Linked DNA regions of Homo sapiens: region 2 is linked to region 1. A link is an interaction called in ENCODE POLR2A ChIA-PET data of the cell type or tissue named here. Cell type or tissue: OCI-LY7. All regions are shown on one strand. Links, peaks and the distances in the headings refer to the core of each region. The heading gives the core; the rest is flanking DNA.

Region 1 (6,372 bases), core at 836-5,835:
AAAAATTAAGACAGTAAAATTTTGCTATGCATTTATCACAATTTATAAAAAAAAAAATCAAGTGTCACAAGCATATACAGCATGCCAACTTTCTTCTAAGAATGTGAAAATAAGAATATACACAGTAAAAACTGGAATGAACTCCAGAGCTCAGAGACAGAAGCAAGACTTAACTACTTTTTCTTCAGCCTCCGTCTCCTGGGTGCAAGCAATTCTCCTGCCTCATCCTTCAGAGTAGCTGGGATTACAGGCATGTGCCACCACGCCTGGCTAATTTTTGTATTTTTAGTAGAGATGGGGTTTCACCATGTTGGCCAGGCTGGTCTCAAACTCCTGACCCCAGGTGATCTGCCCCCCTCGGCCTCCCAAAGTGCTGGGATTACAGATGTGAGCCACCACGCCCAGCCAGTACTTTTTCAATATAGTATTTAATTTTATTCCTTCTTGGTCACAGGTGCTTAAAAATTTTTTTTCAGTAGATTTTAAACCATGTAAATAACGTATTAAAAAAACTAAATTACGTCTGGGTGCAGTGGCTCATGCCTTGTAATCCTAGTATTTTGGGAGGCTGAGGAGGGAGGAACCGATGACCCCAGGAGTTCGAGCCCAGACTGGGCAACATGGCAAAACCCAGACTATACCAAAAAACACAAAAAATTAGCCAGGCATGGTGGTGCGCACTTGTCGTTCCAGCTACTTGGGAGGCTGAGGTGGGAGGATCACCCAAACCTGCGAGGTTGAGGCTACAGGGAGCCAAAACTGCACCACTACACTCCAGCCTAGGTAACAGATTGAGATCTTGTCTCAAAAACAAACAAACAAAAAAACTAAATTAAGAGGGAGAAAAAGCAAACCCTAATAATGAATACAAACAAAAACTGTGAAATTTGATAATCAAAATAAACAAATTCAACAAACAAGCTGAAAAATGTTATTTCAAGTAACTTTTGAAGAAAGTTCATCTTTAATGCAGTATACGCTAAGAAAAAAAAGGACTGGAAAAAAAACTGCACTTGGTAGGGTTATTGTTAGTAAAATACTGGCATTATAAATCTGACTCTGTTTTCTGTGTAGAAAATGCCACTAATGTTAACTTTGATTAGGAATTTAAAATACCAATGTAGGCCAGGCACAGTGGCTCACGTCTGTAATCCCAACACTTTGAGAGGCCAAAGTGAGCGGATCACTTAAGGCCAGGGGTTCGAGACCAGCCTGGCCAATATGGTAAAACCCCATCTCTACTAAAAATACAAAAATTAGCCAGACGCCTGTAATCCTAGCTGCTCGGGAGGCTGAGGCACAAGAATCGCTTCAACCCAGGAGGCAGAGGTTGCAATGAGCCAAGATTGCACAACTGCACTCCAGCCTAGGTGACAGAGGGAGACTGTCTCAAAAAATAAATAAAATAAAATACCAATGTAAGCTGATGATTTTTAATATCATGTTTTCTAGCTCTGTCCACTGAAAAGGGCATACAAGCAAATGCATACACCACCAAGCATCCAAATCCTGGTTTATAAATAATATTTTCTACCAAAAGAACTGGGACTCCTTGGAGAAATGGGAAGATACAAAAGGAAAGGAAAAGACAAGAAGGACTTGGGTTATTGTTTTGCCAAAAAAGCAAAGGAGCCCTCAAATTAACTGGGGTTAGTGCCAGGTGCTTGGGAGACTGAGGTAGGAGAATCACTTGAGCCCAGGAGTTCCAGGCTGCAGGCAGCTATGATCTTGCCACTGCACTCTAGCCTGGGCAACGAAGTGAGACCCAGTCTCAAAAAAAAAAAAAAAAAAAAAGACCAAAAGCAATAAGGGCCAAATACCTGCTCCTGCTTAAAGACTAAAGAGATACGAAATATCTAGATTGGGACCGGGTGCGGTGGCTCACACCCGTAATCCCAGCACTTTGGGAGGCCGAGGAGGGTGGATCACAAGGTCAGGAGATCGAGACCATCCTGGCTAACACGGTGAAACCCTGTCTCTACTAAAAATACAAAAAATTAGCCAGGCATGGTGGCGGGCGCCTGTAGTCCCAGCTACTCGGGAGGTTGAGGCAGGAGAATGGCGTGAACCCGGGAGGCGGAGCTTGCAGTGAGCCAAGATCATCCCAGCCTGGGAGACAGAGCGAGACTCTGTCTCAAAAAATAAATAAAAAAAGAAAAGAAATATCTAGATTGGATACTGGATTAGAGAAAGAAAAATTCTGTGAGATGTTACTGAGACAACTAGAGAAATTTGAGTATGAATTTTCAATACTATATAAATGTTCAATGTCCAGAATTAGTTAATATTGCGGGTACTTAACTTGTTCTTGAGCAGAGAAGTGCGGAGAAGTGCATATCTGTGAATAACACTAAATGGCTCCGAAAATAATACATGAGGGGCTGGGAGGCAGGAAGGGAGGAATAAAGCAAATGTGACAAAATGTTAAAAATGGGTGAATCAGAATAAAAAGTACATAGGAGTTCTTTGAACTATTCTTCCAACTCTTCTGTTAGTTCATATTTATTTCAAAATTTAAACATTTAAACACGAAAGGGGGAAAGCAAAAGCTCTTTATTACAGAAAACAGTTAATGAATATAAACAAATAACAAAATTAGAAAACCCCCAATAAATGACTCAGCTAATAATCATCAATCATTAAGTGAAAAATATTTTGAGAAGTGAGGTACTCACATGATGCTAAAGTTATCACCCCACAGATCAAGTATAACTGCAAAGGGAAAAATATACCTCTTTGATGAAGAAATCCAATGGACACATTAACCAGGTAAATTTGGCATTGTAAATAACGCAAGCTAACATCTGGCAGTCCCTACCACCTTATTGAAGGCTCATAGCTAGAAGTATATCCTCACAACATAAATCACGTATCATCACCTGTGAAGTTTTTTCTTTTTTTTTTTTTTTTTTTTTTTTTTTTTGAGACAGGGTTCTCTTGTCGCCTAGGCTGGAGTACAGCAGCAGGATGTCGGCTCACTGCAGCCTCCACCTCTCTGGCTCAAGCCATCCTCCTGTCTCAACCTCCCAAGTAGCTGGGACTACAGGCGCAGGCCACCAAACCCAGCATTTTTTTTTCTTTTTTTAAAATAGAGACAGGGTTTTGCCAAATTGTCCAGGCTGGTCTTGAACTCCTGGGCTCTAGCAATCCATCTGCCTCAGCCTCTCAAAGTGCTGGGATTACAGACATGAGCCAGCGCACCTGGCCTCTATGAAGTATTTTTGCCAAAAATATTTGACCCAAATTTAGTCAAACCTCTCTAGATCTAACTTCTAGTTTACAGGAAATAAAAGGAATAGAGAAACAACAGGAATTGAGAAACAAAATACATGACATTTTAAGCATACAATAAGAAATTCCAAAATATGGAACGTTCTTTAAAAAGATGAGGCTAGCTGTTTGTGGTGACAGAGTCAGGAAGGGGCAGCAGGTGCCAGGTCCGGCCTCAAAGGTGGCAAGAAGAACCCTTTGAAACTGCCCAAAAAGCAGGCCAAGAAGATGAATAAGGCTTTCAAGCAGAAACAAGAAAAGGAACGAAAGAAACACAAGGAGCTAAAAGCGAAAGCCTCCTGGAAGGGGCTCCGGCCACAGGTGGAATTTAAAAATCTGGCAGAAAGTAAGCTGTGCCCTGTGCCTGAAGCAATGGTGACCCTTGATTTCATTCGTATTTAAACATCTGTATTCCCTGCCATAATATCTGTTGCCACCTATAGCTGGAATGAAGTGTCGTCTTGAAGCTGGAGTCTACTGCACATTAAAGAATAAACTTTTGTTTAAAAAAAAAAAAAAAACCGCAGGTGTGGTGGCTCACACCTGTAATCCTAGCACTTTGTGAGGCCAAGGTGGGCAGATTGCTTGAGCTGGGAGGTTGAGGCTGCAGTGAGCTGTGATTGTGCCACTGCACTCCAACCTGGATGACAAAGTAAGACCCTGTCTCAAAATAAACAAAATTTTAAAATTTTAAATAAAAAATATTAATAAAATAAATTAAAATGCTTACAGTGGCTCATCATCTCTTTAGTTGTTTTTCTTTTTCTTTTTTTTTTTTTTTTTGAGACAGTCTCGCTCTGTTGCCCTGGCTGCAGTGCAGTGGCACAATTTCAGCTCACTACAACCTCCACCTCCTGGGTTCAAGCGATTCTCATGCCTCAGTCTCCCGAGTAGCTGGGACTACAGGCATGCGCAACCACACCCGGCTAATTTTTGTATTTTTAGTAGAGACGAGGTTACACAATGTTGGCCAGGCTGGTCTCAAACTCCTGACCTCAGGTGATCTGCTCACCTCAGCCTCCCAAGTGCTGGGATTACAGGCGTGAGCCACTGCGCCCGGCCTCTCTTTAGTTGTTTTCACTCCATTCCTGCCTTAGCTATGAATTTAAAGTAAAACCAGCCCAGAATCTTGCCAGAGACTGCTCTTTGGTCTTTGTTCTACCCTAAACTCTGTGTAACCTAGAATTAAACCAACTCTTCAACAACTGTGGAACAAAGCCAAAAAAAAATAGAACTACACCAACTCATTCGAAAAAAAAAAAAAGATGATGCTAAAGATTTCATGCTAATTGCCTTAGGTATGATAATGATTTTATATGTTTTCAGCTGGAGACTGGCTTGAAATAAAAATGTAGAAAAGCGTAGGAAAAAGCATTATTTCAAAGACATGCATCCTGAGGTATTACAGGGAAAAGCAGTATATCTGCAATTTAATTTCAAATCATTCAAGAAAGGGAGGATATAGAGTTAAAGCAAAATGGTTAAATGTTGGTTAACAGTCGAATCCAAACAGAAGGCATATGGGTGTTCACTGTAGTATTCTTTCACCTTTGCTGCATGTTTGAAATTTTTTTTTTTAAGACGGCATTTCACTCTTGTTGCCCAGGCTGAAGTACAATGCGCAATCTCAGCTCACTGCAACCTCCGCCTCCAAGGTTGAAGCAATTCTCTTGCCTCAGCTTCCCAAGTAGCTGGGATTACAGGAATGTGCCACCACGCCCAGCTAATTTTTTTTGTATTTAGTAGGGATGGGGTTTCACCATGTTGGCCAGGCTGGTCTTGAACTCCTGACCTCAGGTGATCCACCTGCCTCGGCCTCCCAAAGTGCTGGGATTACAGATGTGAGCCACTGCACCTGGCTTGAAATTTCTTAAAGTTGCAAAAAAGTTACCAGAATATTCCATATACCAAAAAAGGAAAATTGCTGCTCCACCTACTAAGTTGAGAGCAAACAGAGTAGAGAGCAGGTGCCTATAACAACAAACTGCCTAAAGCACAGTTTTGCACGTATCATCCCACTCAAGGATCTGCTCAAAATGGTAAGGCATAGAGGCAGGTACTAATGGGACACAAAGTAACAGAAGGCAGTCACACAGACACTAGACTAACTAAACAAGTTATGAATAAATGAGAGTCACTGAAGACCTCATTAATTGGATTTAGCTGGATTTTAAGGACTGAACAGAATAGGAATAGTGTGAAAGGAAGGAGAATACAATCTAGGCAAAGAGTTAATAAGCAACAGCCAAAGATCAGAAATAAACCAAGTCATGAGGGGAATTTTTGTAGAAAATTCATTCTTCAATTTGTATAATGCCTAGGTTTTAGGAATACAAAAATATAAGGTACTATAGCACGTCTTCAACGTGCTCACAAAGAGCTGGCAGCAGGGACTCATGACTCCCAAGACTTTGAAAGGCTGAAGTGGGAGGATCGCTTGAGCCTAGGAATTAGAGGCTACAGTGAGCCATGATCATGCCACTGTATTCCAGCCTGGGTGACAAAGTGAGACCCTGTCTCAGAAAACAAACAAACAAACTAAAAACCAAAGTATTCACAAGTAGTGGAGAAGGTATAGTCAAAATACATTAAAGATATATACAAAATGCTTTAATAGCAGAGAAAGGAGTGATTAACTTATCAGAGGAATGAGATTGTCAGTAAATTTCAACAAAGATATTTGAGTTAATGTTTAAAACTGAAAATGATGTCACCAATTAAATTCATCACAGAAAGAAAAAAAATGTTAACATTTAAAGAATGCCTACTATATATGAGGCACTTTTTACCTTTAGGTTTTATAGTTAACATTCTTATATACAAAGAAACTGAAGCTTAGAGAGTTTAATTAACTGACCCAATATAAAAAAGGTAGTTAATGGTGAGCCTGGCATTCAAACCTAGGTCCATTTGCTGCTGAAACCCATACATGCCCTTTCCAATACTACCTAGCTCTGGGAATTTATAAGCACACAAATCATGAGTACAAGATACAATACAACTTTAGAAAGTCAGTCACTACCAGAAAATTAGTAAAATGTTTAAGGGCCAGACAGATGAGAGTAGCACTGCTCAGATTTTCCAATACACTGAAGAGCTTCA
Region 2 (5,815 bases), core at 813-5,812, 340 kb before region 1:
TCCTCCCAGTCTCCTGCCTTCCTTTCACCCTCCAAAAGAAGTCTAACTATTAGAGTTGGCAGCAAAATTTGAAGAAAGTGGTTTAAAACTCAGAGAGCCAGGGCTGGGGGTAGTGGCTCACACCTGTAATTCCAGCACTTTGGGAGGCTGAGGCAGGTGGATCACCTGAGGTCAGGAGTTCAAGAGCAGCCTGGTCAACACTGAAACCCCATCTCTACTAAAAATACAAAAATTAGCTGGGCATGGTGGCGCATGCCTGTAATCCCAGCTACTCATGAGGCTGAGGCAGGAGAGTCACTTGAACCCAGGAGGTGGAGGTTGCAGTGAGTGGAGGTCATGCCATTGCACGCCAGCCTGGGCAACAGAGAGATACTCAGTCTCAAAAAAACAAAAACAAAACAAGTCAGAGAGCCAGAAAATAGGAATTTTAGAGTAAGGAACTGGGGCAATTACATGCTCTGGCAGCGTTTAAGAATCTGGGGGCCCCAAAGCCAGCCCTGGGCATTTCTTGGGTATCATGTACCTCTCTGTGGGGGCAGTGCTTCAAAGCCTCCCACTCAGGAGATCTTTGTCAGCAGTGTGATGAGTGGGAAGAGAAAGGCGTACAGCAGTGTGCATGCCAGGCCCCATATGCTTTTAAAAAGGGACTTTATAGCTACGGACAGTCCTATAAGAGAGCAGAAACTGATTTCCTCCCTGTGGTAGGGAGATTTTTCTTACCCTTTTGAACTGTTTCTTTTTTTAACCATGAGGAGGTTACTTTCCATCTAAAAAGTAATAATGTAAAAACCACATGGGGGTGAATGGTATAGAGCCGAGAAGTGCCTGCTCCGGAGGCTGCAAGCTCGGGCTCCCGCAGCACAGCTGCTGCCCACTCTGCTGGAGGCCTCTTCTGGGTGCATCTTCATGAGTTACAAGAAGCACATTACTTTGACCCCAAAGGTAATTATCTTGACTCACTAATTATCTGAATCAGCATATTTGGCTTGGAATCACATAGCTATTACTCCAAACCTGCTCTTTCTTGAAAGAGCAAAGGTTTTTGGCTAGTTGGTTGTTTTACCATTTATAGACATTCAAAAGACTCTTAAGGCAATGTTAAGACTTGTTAACTGGATGGGTGTGGTGGCTCATGCCTATAATCCCAGCACTTTGGGAGGCCAAGGCTGGAGGAGCATTGCTTGAGCCCAGAAGTTGGTGACCAGCCTGGGCCATCATAGTGGGACTAACCTTGCCTCTACTAAAAAAAAAAGACTTGTTGATATGGTTTGGCTGTGTCCCCAACCACATCTTATCTTGAATTGTATCTCCCACAATTCCCACGTCATGGGAGGAACCCAGTAGGAGGTGATTGAATTGTGGGGGTGGGTCTTTCCTCCACTGTTCTCGGGTAGTGAATGAGTCTGATGAGATCTGATGGTTTTAAAAACGGGAGTTTTCCTGCACAAGCTCTCTCTTTGCCTGCAGCCATTCATGTGAGACGTGACTTGCCCCTCCTGCCTTCTGCCATGATTGTGAGGCCTCCCCAGCTATATGTAACTGGAAGTCTTTAAACCTTTTTCCTGTATAAATTACCCAGTCTTGGGTATGTCTTTATCAGCAGTATGAAAATGAACTAATACATTTGTTACATATTTTGAGCCATGGAAAGTGCTCAATTTGGAATAAGTATATGCCCTTGAAGGGTGGCAATTTTCACCAAGATGGATACCACAATATTTGAATGTTTACCATATGCCAAACAATTCCCACACATAATATCTTATTTTCTTCTAACAACACCTCTATAAGGTAAGTGCTATTATTACTCCCACAGAGACCAATTAGGGAAATGACTTATTCAAAGTCAAAGAGTTAGTAAACTATTGGAGCCAGGATCTGAGGCTAGGTCTGGTTAAACTCCAGAGCCTGAGCACATAATCCTTACACTACTGTGAACTGTGGGAAGGGAAATACAAGTTCACACATCACCAAATCCAGTGCCAAGTTAAGCAGATCAAAAACATAACAGTCACTTGGAGGATAACCACAATGAGGGAGCCCTACCTATTAGGCACCTACTGGATGCTGGGCATCCTGCTGGGCACATCCATCCCCATGGCCTCTCTGTGCACTGACATCTGACGTCTTTCTCAGGGAGAAGAAAACTGAAGCTCATGGGGGTGAAGTGACTTTTGCCCTAGGCCAGATAGCCCATAGGTGCAGAAAGGATAAGACTCAGGGTCACATGACCCCAAAGCACTTTCCCTTGCTACTTCTATTCTTGCTCCTGTTCTCTACTCTTAAGTGATCCGGATGGGCTCCTGCATGAGTAGACGATAAGACCACCCTGAAGAATGTTCATTCCTTCCTCATTGCAATAGTGCCACGGCCCTGCTTGGCCGGAGGTGGGGTGTGGTCTGGGGCAAACATGTTCTTCCCCTCCCTTCCCAAACCAGAAGCTGGGACTGTACTGATCTAGAACGGGAGGACAAGGACAGTGAGTCGCTGGGGCTCTTTCTCTTCCCTCAGCCCTGTTTCCCAGTTCCTCCAGGAACCTTACTGACGGCAAGCTTTGTGCTGGCTTCCATTCTGAAGTGGAGGCTCCTGGCTGGGTGTTGCCTGGACACTTTGTTCCTGGTGGGCACTGTGCACTCAGAAGAAGGCTGGGCCAAAATGGGTCTGTACTCGTTTCCAGTGGTAGTTCATCAATAAGGAAGATCACTGAGGCTGTGATCTTCCAGACAGGGTTGTGAAAATAACTAGGAATGAAAAAAGTAGCTGGATCAAAGGTTACAAAGGGTTGGATACATTGGCTCACACTTGTAATCCCAGCACTTTGGGAGGCTGAAGTGGAGGATCACTTGAGGCCAGGAGTTTGAGACTAGCCTGAGCAACATAGTGAGATTCCATTTCTACAAAAAAAAATCTAGTAAGACTATATTTTAAAAAATGCAATCAAGGTATTAACTGGGGGGAAAAAAGAAAGAAAGAAAAAAAAGGGTTACAGAGAACCCTGCTTGACTGAAGGGACTTCGCACACTGCCATTTTACCCACACACTGATAGAAGAAAATGCTTCAAGGAGAACTCATTTACCCAGATAACTTCCTTTAATTAGGAAATTTCAAAAAATTCCCTGAATGGTTTAGATAATATGTTTGTCCAATCATGACTTCACAAGGGATCTGAAGCAACGTAGTTCTGGTCCAGAACTGTCAGTGCTGAGGAGATTCCCAGTGTCCACAGCTGCTGCTCCCAAGCTCACTGCTGGTCTTTCTCTAGACTCTCTTCCTGGGCATTAACTTGAAAGAAGCTGAAGTTTGTTAGCTCTGTGACTCTACCTGGAGCTCCAGCCTTACACATCCCAATCAGGATGGGGCATCTCCCTGGCTCGACAAGCCACAGGGGCTCCAAAACTGCCTGACTTTTCATCTCCCACTCCCATGGAACGTTCTCATACACAGTGTTCTGTTACTGGCACTGTTGCTCCACCACTCACCCAGGCCTAGCCTCCTGCCTCTCTAACAGCCAATGGCGACCAAGTCCTAGCAGTCCTATCTCTAAAGGTCCTCGCTATCTGTCATCTCCCCTTCATTTTCCCAGTTACTCCAGTTACTGTCCTACTGAAGGACCCCCATCCCATCTGGGCTACTATAACCACATGGACCATCCCTTGCTTCAATCATAGAATTCTTTCTTCAGATCAAAGTATATTCAGACACTCGATACAGTAACAAAAGCAAGCTATCCTGGAAGGAAGAAGGAATCAGGAGGCAGAGGTATGAAATATCTGTGGCCTGTATCTCACCTTCTGGGTGAGGTAGACTCCTGCCTCATCTCTTCCCTGGAATTCCTGGGGTTCCCTGAATACACACCATGAAGTTTCCATTTTTGAGATGGATTATTTCTTCTGCTCACAGTGTCTTTCTTTCTTGTCTGCCCAGCACATGGTTAAAGCATGAGATGTGAAACCAGGAAGAACCAGGTCTGAACCTTAGCTCCACCAGTGGTAGCTTCAAACCTTGGTCCTTTCTGAGCCTGCTTCTTCAACCGTAAGGTAAAAATAATATCAGTACTTATGTTATACACCTGTTCACGGCGTTAAATAATGCTATATTTAAGTTGCTTAGCAGAGAGATGGTAAGCACTCAACAAATGTTCACACATCATAATTTTCCTCACCCTTCATGAGTCAACTGGACAGCAACTCCTCCACGAAGCTTTCCCCAATCTCCTCCAGCTGTGTCCCCAGTGAAATCTACCACACTGCATTTATAGTCAGGAGGCACCATTCTGCCTCCCTCCTCACACTGTGACCTCTTTAAGGGCAGAGGCTATCTTGTTCATCTTTGGTTCTCTGCTATTCAGTAGTATCCATCACTTAGTAGAGCTCAGTGTTCACTGAATTAGTTAATTAACAAAAAAGGGAGGAAGTATGATCATTCATTAATGAAATGTATCGAACATGTACTGTGTGACAGACAATGTGCTGGCTGCTGGGGATACATCTGTGAATAAACAGAGGGAGTTCTTGCCCTCATGGGGCTCCCATTCTAATGAGGAGGATACACTCAATAAACAACCACATGTATAGTATACTAGATAATGCAAAGTGCTTTGGGAAAAAATAAAGCAGATTAGGGGTAACAAGGCAAGAAGCAGTTGTTGCTCTTTTTTTATTTTATTTTTTTCAAAATGGAGTCTGACTCTGTCACCCAGGCTGGAGTGCTATGGCGCGATCTCAGCTCACTCCAACCTTCACCTCTCAGGTTCGAGTGATTCTCCCGCCTCAGCCTCCCAAGTAGCTGGGATTACAGGCGCCCGCCACCATACCCGGCTAATTCTTTTTGTATTTTTAGTAGAGACGGGGTTTCACCATGTTGGCCAGGCTGGTCTCGAACTCCTGACCTCAGGTGATCTGCCTGCCTTGACCTCCCAAAGTGCTGGAATAACAGGCGTGAGCCACTGAGACTGACCTTGTTGCTGTTTATGTTAGGTCAGGGAAGGCCTCACAGAAAAGGTGACGTCTGAACAGAGAGCTGAAGAAAGTGAGGAAGAAGGCACATGGACATTAGAGGGTGGGAAGATAGGGAAGAGCACAACCCAGATCAAGGGAGAAGCCAAGTGTAAAGGCCCTGAGGGGAGAGCGTGCTGCACGGGAGGCCAGCCAGCGGGGGCCGGGGCTGGAGTGCTACGAGATGAGGGCAGAGAAGCAGTGGGGCGGGGGTCCTGTGGGGTGCAGATCGTGGGTCATGTGGGGCTCTACCATTCCTTCATGAAGATGTGCATGATTATTGCTTGATTACTTTCTTGGGCATCTTGAAAATCCTGTCCTCCTACCTATGTTAAAATGCAGCAGAAAGGAAAAGTCCTAGCCTTACTCAGTCTTAATGAGTACAAATGAAGTTGTTTTACATTAATATCTAAATCTCAATGGTTTGAGTTCTCACCTGTGCAAATGTAGAATGTCCCAGCTCCGGGAAAATCCTTTTCCCCTTAGTATTTCTAGGAATCCTAGGGGCATGTGCATGGTTGTATGATCCTAAACCAGTTGCCAGGGCTGGTCAGGTCATGCTTTGGCAGCATCAGGCTCCAGTGGTCCTACAGACACACCACAGTAGGGTGCTCCACTCACCTCACCAGCCCCTAGGTCATCCAGAGGATTTATCATTATTCTGAGACTCCACAGGGCCTTGCCTGTGGATCCAGAAAGCTACCACTGTGCCTCAATACAAGACACTACTCTTGGCAGGTGAGAACATTCCGTCTGGGTTTGGATGAGAAGGGCCGTTCCACAGCAACATTTTTTGAACTCCAGTGTTACAGTGTCTATG

The links. Peaks named below come from ENCODE experiments on the same cell type or tissue, not always from the same donor. Only the 100,000 strongest peaks of a DNase experiment are listed, where the experiment ranks them.
Region 2: POLR2A ChIA-PET joins it to region 1 with 7 read pairs; 2 of 35 experiments call an interaction of 5 or more read pairs at or near these places.

Annotation. Positions count from the first base shown.
Region 1 is chr2:127,802,175-127,808,546 of GRCh38, forward strand. The region is part of intron 1 of WDR33 (WD repeat domain 33); the gene reads right to left. Among named protein-coding and RNA genes, the nearest start is that of WDR33, 5.8 kb to the right of the region's middle. In OCI-LY7, for the core only: no CTCF peak of the experiment used is centred there; a DNase peak (open chromatin) is centred at 3,565; H3K4me3 peaks cover 2,698 bases; H3K27ac peaks cover 2,339 bases.
Region 2 is chr2:127,464,089-127,469,903 of GRCh38, forward strand. No RefSeq gene overlaps it. Among named protein-coding and RNA genes, the nearest start is that of MIR4783, 43 kb to the left of the region's middle. RefSeq lists an enhancer at 1-118. In OCI-LY7, for the core only: no CTCF peak of the experiment used is centred there; no DNase peak of the experiment used is centred there.